Regions from separate parts of the Homo sapiens genome. Here region 2 is linked to region 1. A link is an interaction called in ENCODE POLR2A ChIA-PET data of the cell type or tissue named here. Cell type or tissue: Panc1. All regions are shown on one strand. Links, peaks and the distances in the headings refer to the core of each region. The heading gives the core; the rest is flanking DNA. Region 1 overlaps RPRD2 (regulation of nuclear pre-mRNA domain containing 2). Region 2 overlaps GOLPH3L (golgi phosphoprotein 3 like).

Region 1 (5,379 bases), core at 230-5,229:
GGGGAAACAGAGGGGTTTGCAGTTTTACATTAAATGGTAAGGGAAGGCCTCACTGAGAAGGTGACATCTGAGTAAGGAGGTATGATATTAAGCAATATAGACATGAGGGTATGAGGTGGGCATGTTCAAGACTAAGTGAACAGAAAAAACAAAAGTCCTGAGGTTAGAGTGTGCCTGGTGAGTTTAGGGAGCAGCAAGAAAGCTTCTGTGACTGGAAAGGAGTTGTTAAAATGAAGATTAGTGGATGAGTTCAAAGAGATTATGGTGGGTGGTGTTGGGGAGGGGTGAAATGGGATTCACCAAGGGTTTTATAGGCATTGTAAGGACTTTGGTTTTTATTCAGAGTGAGATGGTGAGCCATTTAAGCAAAAGGAGATGAACTCTTTTTTTTTCTTTTTTTTTTGAGACGGAATTTTGCTCTGTTGCTCAGGCTGGAGTGCAATGGCACCATCTCGGCTCACTGCAACCTCTGCCTCCCGGGTTCAAGCGATTCTCCTGTCTCAGCCTCCTGAGTAGCTGGGATTACAGGTGCATGCCACCATGCCCAGCTAATTTTTGTATTTTTAGTAGAGACAGGGTTTCATCATATTGGTCACGCTGGTCTCGAACTCCTGACCTCAAGTGATCCGCCCGCCTCAGCCTCCCAAAGTGCTGGGATTACAGGCGTGAGCCACCACGCCTGGCACTCGTTTGTTTTTAAAAGGTTATTCTTGTTTCTGCTGGAACAGGGATACCAATTAGATGGCTATTGTAATCCAGTGTAAAATATTGATGGCTTGGACCAGGTTATGGCCAGCGGAAGTGATAAGTAATTTAATTCTAGATCTATTTTGAAAGTAGGTCCAGCCAGATTTCTAGGTGGATTAAATGTGGGGTGAGAGAGGAGGAGAATAATCAAGAATGACTTTTTTTTTTTTTTTTTTTTTAGCTTGAGCAACTAGAAAGATAAGAGTTGACATTTATTGATATGGGGAAGGCTGTGAGTGGAGCAGATTTTGGGAAGAAGATGAGAAATTTAGTTTTGGATGTGTTAGGTTTGGGATGTCTATTTTAAGAAATCTTTTTTAAAGATATAATTCACAAAAAATATACTCATTTAAAGTGTACAATTCAATTGTTTTAGTATATTCATAGAGTTGTTCAGCAATCACCATAGCGTGTCTAGTATATGGATTGTTTTTAGAGCCAGGAAGCTGGAAGAGATCAACTAGAGAGAGAGTGTAGATAGGGAAGTAAGTCTAGTAAGATAGAGCAGCAAGTACAGATATAGAAGAGGTCCAGAGAGAAGGCTATGGTATTATGAAATCTCTATTTGGTCTCTGTCCCATTTCCTGGCATACTACTTCAAAAATCCTTGGGTCTTCAAGGTGATAAGTGTCATTTTGTATGCTAATGAGTTGACTGATGGTTGGCATCCCCTGGGTAGCCTAAGGATGGGGGCTGGTCACTGGAAAGAATAAGGCAGGACTAGAGGTTGTGACTTTCCGCCCTACCATCTAACCTCTGGGGAAGGGAGAAGAGCTGAAGGGGTAAACTGAACACCAGTGGCCAGTGGTTTAATTAATTATGCCTTCATAACGAAACTTCCATAAAAATCCAAAAGGACTGGTTTTGGGAAGCTTCTAGACAGCAAAACATATGGAGGTTCCTGGAGGTTGGCATGCCCAGAAAGAACCTAGAAGCTCTGCACTCTTAGCCCTACCTTGCCCCCTCCATCTCTTCATCTGGTGTTCATTGGTGTCCTTTGTTATGTCCTTTATAATTAACCAGTAAACGTGTTTCCCTGAGTTCTGTGAGCTGCTCAAGCAAATTAATGGAACCCAAGAAGGGGGTTGTGTGAGCCCCGATTTATGGTGGTTGGGTCAGAGCAAATGTTAACCTGAGATTTGTGATTGGCATGGGAAGTGGGGGGCAGTCTTGTGAGACTGAGCACTCAGTCTGTGGGATCTGATGCTCTCTTCCAGTGTCAGAATTGAATTGGAGGGCACCTAGCTGGTGTTCATTGCAGAATTGCTTGCTTGGTGTGTGTGGGGAGAACTCTCATACATTTGGTCAAAGAAGTCTTTGTTGATTGTTGAATGAGAATGTAGGAAAAGCACTTTTAAGTTTGTTTATTCTCTATTCTCAGAAGGCTGTTGGGGCATTCTAGTATTTTAGATGACTCTTTCTACTTAGTCTAGTGTGTTATTGGCTTAGGTTCTTTTTGAGGTTCAAGGTAAACTTTGTCTCAGCCCCCCAAAGAAGTAATAAATCTATTTTGGTCTCTTGCGTATTTTTACTCTTGGTTTACGCTTAATGGCATTTCTGTATTCATTGAGCAGGAGCTCTGTTATAATTGGTTATTATCCACCCTCTCCCTCCCCTTTAGATGCCTAAGTCACCTTTTTTTTTTTTCATTCCATTGCTCTAGGTTCATAGAGTTATAGGTGGTATTTTTCCAGGTTTCTGGCAATGTTTCGAAACATGGAACTGTCTTAATTATAAACTATAATTATTGTAATGGTATATATTAAGCCTTTTTGTCTGTATTGTGAGACTTTCCAAGCAGTTGTTATCTTCTTCCTTTTAGCTGCTTAGTCTCTTACAGCAGAAGGGTGATTTCATCCATGGCCTTAGGTGGGTTTGAAGCAATATGTAAAACATAATTTTACTATACCAAATTCCATAGTAAGCTAAAGAGTAAATTTTGTAGCAAATAAACATTCCCATAACTAAAAGTGTGAAACACTACTGACAAACTTCACATGGTTCTGTGACATGGAGGTATCTTGAAAGGAAAATTACAATAGCAGTGGAAAAACACTAATATTAAAATTTGCTCACAGAGGCCACCCAGAATTACTTTAATGTTAGTTTTGTCTGTAGAGGAGGGACGAGTGTATGTATGTGCGTAATTTTTTAGGGAGTAGAAGCTTACTGATTTTATTCTTTTTTGTTGTTATCAGCTTCCTTGGGTTGAATGATTTTACTCTTAATGATTTGGCTTCCTGCCTTTCTTAAACTAATAAATAATAGTTGCATCAAAATTCTTTCTTCCTCCTAGGCTTTTGTCAGTTATGTTCTCTTTTTTCCTCCCACTTTTTCCAGGTGTTTATTGTTTTACAGCAGTACTTTTAAAAGTCAAAAGGGGAGATTTTGGTCAGTTGTTTTAAAATTTCAATTGAGAATTAAGGATACATGAGGTTTAATTTGTTGAAGGAACTCAGAGACCCTAATAAAAATTACCCAAGAACAGAACAATTTACAAACCAGCTTGACTGACTTTCTCATCTATTTGTCAAGGAAACAAAAAGTAGTTGTGTTTCGTAGTGATTTCAAATTCCACTGCCCCCACAGATATTAATTATAGAACACTGGAGGAATGTACATCTTAGGGAGAAAGTAGTAGAACCTAGTTATTCCTTTTGAGAAAAGGCAACAATTCCATCTGTGCTTTGAAATATTAAAGCTTTTCTGGCTAAGATAAAGATAGTTTTTAAAAATGCTTCATTCTTATTCTCTTGTTTTTAGAGAAATATTGAAATAGAGGCTCTTTGATGAAGGAAATGAAAATGTTTGGTTTGCTGGGTTTAAATTTTACTAGTGTTTGATTGAGGCCTTGATCTCTCCCTCATCTCTCTTTCTTCACTTCTTTCTCTTATAATTAATTTCACTTACTTGCACTTTCTAGTTCTCTGGAATCCATTAGCAGAGAGAGAGAGTGATTCTTTATTACCCTTTAGTAAAAGTTGCACTGTGAAAGGAAAAAAGGATCTTTTAATGTTTGGGATTATAACTTAACATTTTTTGTTTTAAAAAACCTAGAATGGATCCTGAGCTGTTTTTGTGTTCCTTTACTGTCATCATAGTTTTAGAGTGTAGCATGATACAGTCTTTTTTTTTTTTTGAGACGGAATCTTGCTCTGTTTGTTGCCCAGGCTGGAGTGCAGTGGCGCCATCTCGGCTCACTGCAAGCTCCGCCTCCCGGGTTCACGCCATTCTCTCGCCTCAGCCTCCTGAGTAGCTGGGACTACAGGCGCCCGCCACCACGCCCGGCTGATTTTTTGTATTTTTAGTAGAGAAGGGGTTTCACCGTGTTAGCCAGGATGGTCTCGATCTCCTGACCTCGTGATCCGCCCGCCTTGGCCTCCCAAAGTGCTGGGATTACAGGCGTGAGCCACCGCGCCCGGCCGATACAGTCTTTTAAAATGATGATCTTTGTGTCTAGGAGGCAGTATTACTTGAAAGATTAAAATTCTCTTATAATATGTTATGCCTAAAGATACAGAATGAGAAAATGAACTTAGAAATACTGAGTGCTGGCCGGGCGCTGTGGCTCACGCCTGTAATCCCAGCACTTTGGGAGGCCAAGGTGGGGAGATCACCTGAGGTCAGGAGTTTGAGACCAGCCTGGCCAACATGGTGAAACCTTGTCTCTACTAAAAATACAAAAATTAGCTGAGCGTGGTGGCATGTGCCTGTAGTCTCAGCTACTCGGGAGGCTGAGGCAGGAGAATTGCTTGAACCCAGGAGGCAGCAGTTGCAGTGAGCTGAGATTACGCCACTACACTCCAGCCTGGTGACAGAGCGAGACTATCTCCAGAAAAAAAAAGAAAAAAAGAAAGGAAATATTGAGTACTTCCTCTATGTAAACCCCTGTATTGGGTGCTGAAAGAGATGGAATTATAAGGAACTTAACATTTAGTAAATGGGCCGGGCGCGGTGGCTCACGCCTGTAATCCCAGTACTTTGGGAGGCCGAGGCGGGCGGATCACGAGGTCAGGAGATTGAGACCATCCTGGCTGACGGTGAAACCCCGTCTCTACTAAAAATACAAAAAATTAGCCAGGCGTGGTGGCGGGCGCCTGTAGTCCCAGCTACTCGGGAGGCTGAGGCAGGAGGATGGTGTGAACCTGGGAGACAGAGCTGGCAGTGAGCCGAGATCGTACCACTGCACTCTAGCCTGGGCGACAGAGCAAGACTGCGTCTCAAAAAAAAAAAAAAAACATTTAGTAAGTAAGATAGGAATTGAACACATATAACTGGTTCTGGGAAGTATAATAATATGAGTTTTATATGCTCTAACAGTTTAGAATAGGTATCACTTTGGTTGGATTGCTGGATCCTTATTGTTTACTGAGGATCCTTACTAGCTATCATACATGTATTACCTATAATCTTGATGTCAGCTCTGCAAAATATGAATTTGTAAATTTATAAAAAATATGAATTTATAAAATATAGATGTGTAACAGTTGAATTTATAAATTTATTAAAAATTTATAAATTGAGTCTCAGAGAAGTAAATTGATTATTTTGGGGAAATTGTCAGAACATTTATAGTGTAGGAAAAGGAAACGTGCCTGGTTTCAGAGTGGCTAAGCATAAGCTTAATTTTGT
Region 2 (5,379 bases), core at 251-5,250, 300 kb after region 1:
GTGCAGTGGCATGATCTTGGCTCATTGCAACCTCCGCCTCCTGGGCTCAAGCGATTCTCCTGCCTCGGCCTCCCGAGTAGCTGGGATTACAGGCATATGTCACTAGGCCTAGCTAATTTTTTTGTATTTTGAGTACAGACAGGGTTTCACCATGTTGGCCAGGGTAGTTTCGAACTCCTGACCTCAGGTGATCTACCTGCCTTGGCCTCCCAAAGTGCTGGTATTACAGGCGTGAACCACCGCACTCGGCCTTTTTCTTTTTTTTAAAGAGATGAGGTCTTGGCCTGGTATGGTGGCTCCTACCTATAATCCCAGCACTTTGCCAAGCTGAGGCGGGAGGATAGCTGAGGCACGAGGACCACTTAAGTCCAAAGTTCGTAACCAGCTTAGGCAACATACTGAGACTCCATCTATATAAAAAATTTTAAAAATTAGCCAGGTGTGGTGGCACATGCCTGTAGTCCCACTTACTCAGGAGGCTGAGGTGGAAGGATCCCTCAAGCCCAGGAGGTCAAGGGGGCAGTGAGCCATGATCATGCCACTGCACTCTAGCCTGGGCAAGAGAGTGAGACCCTGTCTCAAAGGAAAAAAAAGAGAGAAACAGGGTTTCACTCTGTCATACAGGCTAGAGTACAGTGGCACAATCATGGCTCACTGCAGCCTCAAACTCCTGGGCTTGAGTTATCCTCCCTTGTGGTTAGGACTACAGGTGTGTACCACCACGTCTGGCTAATTAAAAAAAAAAATTTGTAGCAATAGGGTCTGGCTATGTTGCCCAGGCTGGTGTTGAAGACCTGGCCTCGAGTGATCCTCCCACTTCAGCCTCCCAAGTAGCTAGGATTACAGATGTGAGCCACCTGGCCTGGCTTCCAATGATTTAAAACGGACTTAGAAACACAAGCAATTATGTTACGTTCAAACCTTAGAAGAGCAAAACTAGGTAAGTGTAGATTTTTTTTTTTTGTGGTCAAATAGCTTTTCTCTCCTTGATTACTAGCATATACACATTGTAGAAAATTTGAAAACAAAAAAATTCATAAAAAATAAAAATCACCCATAAATTCCATTACCCTATGATCATATGGGTGTATGTACAACCAAACTTTTCTGTATACATAAAATACATGTATCTTCTACCCATCAACCTATTTTCCCATCTCCTTCTCTCCCAACCCCAATTCTGGGGCGTCCCTTCATAGCAAAGGTTTGTGTGAATTATGGAACAACAGTATGATATATATGTTATAAACCTCAACAAAATATTACCAGCCTGGGCAGCATGTTGAAACCCCGTCTCTACTAAAAATACAAAAAATTAGATAGGTGTGGTGGCATGTGCCTGTAGTCCCAGCTACTTGGGAGGCTGAGGCAGGAGAACTACTTGAATCTGGGAGGTGGAGGTTGCAGTGAGCCAAGCTCGCGCCACTACACCCCAGCCTGGGCGACAGAGTAAGAGAGACTCTGTCTCAAAAAAAAAAAAAAAAAAAAAAAAAAAAGTATTGAGGAGTAGAGATAGAAGAAACTGCGAAGAGTACTGATTTCATCATCTTTCACTACAGGGAGTCAGTAGGATATTGTCTAAAACTGAGTAATGTGGTAAGAAAACACAACCCCAATTTTTTTTTAACATTTTTGATTGAACTCCTCCCTCCCTCCCTCCCTTCCTTTTTTTTTTTGTGTCTCCCTTTGTCACTCAACCAGGCTGCAGTAGAGGTGCAGTGGTGTGAACATGGCTCACTGTAGCCCCAACCTCCTAGACTCAAACAATCGTCTGGCCTCAGCCTCCTAAGTAGCTGGAACTACCAGCGCATGCCACCATGCCTGGCTAATTTTTGTATTTTTTGCAGAGACAAGGTTTTCCGATGTTGCCCAAGCTAGTCTCCAACTCCTGAGCTCAGGTGATGCTCCTGCCTTGGCCTCTCAAAGTGCTGGGATTACAGGCTGAGCCACCATGCCCAGCCAACAGTTTCAAACATACACAAAGTAGAGAGATTATGTAGCTCTATGTAGCCATCACCTAGTTTCAACAGTTATCAATATAATCTTTCATCTTTACCACCCACCCCACCCAAACCCAGATTATTTCTGTACAAATTCCAGCTACTATATAATTTCATCCAAAAAATACTGCATATTCTCCCCAAGAGATTAGGATTTTTTAAAAAAAGAACTGTAATACCAATATCATACCTAAAACAACCCAATAAGAACTCCAGTAAGCCTTCATATTCCATCAATTGTTTAGTAAATTTTTTTTTACAGTTGCTTTGTTTGAATCTGGAGCCAAAGTCCATACTTAGTCTTCTGTATTTCATACATTCTATTTTTTTTTTTTTTTTTTTGAGATGGAGTTTCACTCTGTCACCCAGGCTAGCAGGCTGGAGTGCAATGGCTCGATCTTGGCTCACTGCAACCTCCGCCTCCCGGGTTCAAGCAATTCTCCTGCCTCAGACTCCCGAGTGGTTGGGATTACAGCCACCCGCCACCAAGCCTGGCTAATTTTTGTATTTTTAGTAGAGACTGGGTTTCACCATGTTGGCCAGGGTGGTCTTGAACTCCTGACCTCAGGTGATCCACCTGCCTCAGCTTCCAAAAAATGCTGGGATTACAGGCGTGAGCCACCGTGCCCAGCCTACATGTGTAATTTTAAAAGTAAAATGAAATATAATTTCATTTCATTTGGGGCCTCAGACTCCCAAAGTGCTGGGATTACAGGTGTGAGCCACCGTGCCAGGCTACATGCGTAATTTTATTTTATTATTTATTTATTTATTTTTGAGATGGAGTCTCACTCTGTCACCCAAGCTGGAGTGCAGTGGCGCGATCTTGGCTCACTGCAACCTCTGCCTCCCGGGTTCAAGCAATTCTCCTGCTTCAGCCTCCTGAGTAGCTGGGATTACAGGCATGAGCCACCGTGCCTGGCCTATTTATTTATTTATTTTTGAGACAGAGTCTCGCTCCATTGCCCAGGCTGGAGTGCAGTGGTGTGATCTTGGCTTACGGCAACTTCTGCCTCCTGGGTCCAAGTGATTCTCTTGCCTCAACCTCCTGAGTAGCTGGGATTACAGGCGTATGTCACCGTGCCTGGCTAAGTTTTTGTATTTTTAGTAGAGATGGGGTTTCATCATGTTGGCCAGGCTGGTCTTGAACTCCTGACCTCAGGTGATCCACCTGCCTCAGCCTCCAAAAAATGCTGGGATTACAGGCGTGAGCCACCATGCCCAGCCTACATGTGTAATTTTAAAAGTAAAATGAAATATAATTTTACTTAACAGAAAAAAAATGAAGTGAAACAATTACTAAACTTCAAACATTTCTTTTTTTTTTTTTTTTAATTTGAGACAGGGTCTCACTCTGTCACCCACGCTGGAGTGCATAATCGTAGCTCACTGCACCCTCTACTTCTCGAGCTCAAGCAATCCTACCACCTCAGCCTCCTAAGTGGATGGAACTACGGGCACATGCCACCATGCCCATTTAATCTTTTAATTCTTTTAGAGATGAGGGTCTTGCTATGTTGCCCAAGCTGGTCTCAAACTCATAGACTCAAGTGATCCTCCCACCTTGGCCTCCCAAAGTGCTAGGATTACAGGCATGAGCCACCACACCTGGCCTCAAACAGTTGTTTCTTATAAGAGATATGTCATGATGTTGGCTATGGGTTATCAAGTAAAAAGGAAAAAAAAATTTTTTTAAAGAGAAATGTGGCTGGGCACGGTGGCTCATGCCTGTAATCCCAGCACTTTGGGAGGCTGATGTGGGCGGATCACCTGAAGTCAGGAGTTCGAGACCAGCCTTACCAACATGGAGAAACCCCGTCTCTACTAAAAATACAAAATTAGCTGGGCGTGGTGGCACATACCTGTAATCCCAGCTACTCGGGAGGCTGAGGCAGGAGAATCACTTGAACCCGGGAGGCGGAGGTTTCAGTGAGCCGAGATCGCCTTGGGCAACAAGATCGAAACTCCGTCTCAAAAAAAAAAAAAAAAAAAAAAAGGACAAATGTCCTATAAATTCCTTTCTAAGATTTAAAAAAGAGATTATTAAGAGGTTGGGGTCATTTTTAAAAACTAGATGTTTCAATTTTAGATAACGTCTAAGTGACTCCTTATTATGAAAGATACAAGTTAATATCCTTCCCATATTTTATTACCTTACTTCCCAATTTTAAAATTATAACTTTTATTCTGTGTAGACTCATAATATGTATATTCTATTCTATAACTATAATTCACCAGATCTGCTCTACTTTATCTGAATGTATGCAGAGAGAGCTGATGCTGGTTACATGAGAGTTTATTATATTGTTTTTTACACATTTTTGTATGCCTGAATTATTTGTAATTTTGAAAAAAAGGAATGTTTTAAACTAAAAAATGATGTTTGGCGGGGTGCGGTGGCTCATGCCACCGAGGCAAGCAGATCATAAGGTCAAGAGATCAAGACCATCCTGGCCAACATGGTGAAACCCCATCTCTAGTAAAAACACAAAAATTAGCTGGTGTGGTGGCACACGCCTGTAGTCCCAGCTACTCGGGAGGCTGAGGCAGAACTGCTTGAACCTGGGAGGCAGAGGTTGCAGTGAGCCGAGAGCCAAGATCCAGCCTGGCGAGGGAGCAAGGCTCCGTCTCAAAAAAACAAAAAGTTTAAGAATATTTACAGTATTTCTGGGAAGTAAGATTTCTTCTTTTTTTAATGTTGTTAATTATACTTCCCTCTATTGCTTAAATTCTTTATCAAGAGCATTTTTTCCTAAAACAAACAGGAAAAACAAGTTTGTGTGAACCTTCACAATTTTAAGACTGGTATTATTCCCTTAAATCTTTCTTATGAGTGAAAATGTTAAAAGGGTGATAGTGCTGAGAAAGATTTGTCACATAAGCATAAATAGTACAATTAGATGCATACATAGAATGGGCAGTGGTATTATGTCTGCAGTATTCTACTTGACCAACCCAAAGCACTACCCCAAATAGCGAAGTACAGAAGCTCAGAAATCACAGCACAGTTTTCTCACTATTCTACTAGGCAAAAATTCTAGATTAAAGTTGAAAATGAAATCTAGAATTTAGTCTTCTGGCAGACATTTAAGTTCCTCACCTATTACCAAAATGAAAGACCCCAAAACTTAATTGCATGCAGTCACAAATCTTATCTCAAAAGTTAATTAGCCAAAATTTAAAGCTGGTTAGAAATAATAAAAAGGGCTGGGCGCAATGGCTCGCACCTGCAATCCTAGCACTTTGGGAGACCGAAGCAGGACTGCTTGAGGTCAGGAGTTAGAGACCAGCCTGGGCAACAAAGTGAAACTCCCTGTCTCTACAAGAAAATAAAAAAAATTAGCCAGGCATGGCGGCATACGCCTGTAGTCCCAGCTAT

What was found. Peaks named below come from ENCODE experiments on the same cell type or tissue, not always from the same donor. Only the 100,000 strongest peaks of a DNase experiment are listed, where the experiment ranks them.
Region 2: POLR2A ChIA-PET joins it to region 1 with 5 read pairs; 5 of 35 experiments call an interaction of 5 or more read pairs at or near these places.

The regions. Positions count from the first base shown.
Region 1 is chr1:150,372,629-150,378,007 of GRCh38, forward strand. All of the region lies in intron 1 of RPRD2 (regulation of nuclear pre-mRNA domain containing 2), which reads left to right. Among named protein-coding and RNA genes, the nearest start is that of RPRD2, 11 kb to the left of the region's middle. In Panc1, for the core only: no CTCF peak of the experiment used is centred there; no DNase peak of the experiment used is centred there; H3K27ac peaks cover 560 bases.
Region 2 is chr1:150,674,312-150,679,690 of GRCh38, forward strand. The region is part of intron 2 of GOLPH3L (golgi phosphoprotein 3 like); the gene reads right to left. Among named protein-coding and RNA genes, the nearest start is that of GOLPH3L, 20 kb to the right of the region's middle. In Panc1, for the core only: no CTCF peak of the experiment used is centred there; no DNase peak of the experiment used is centred there.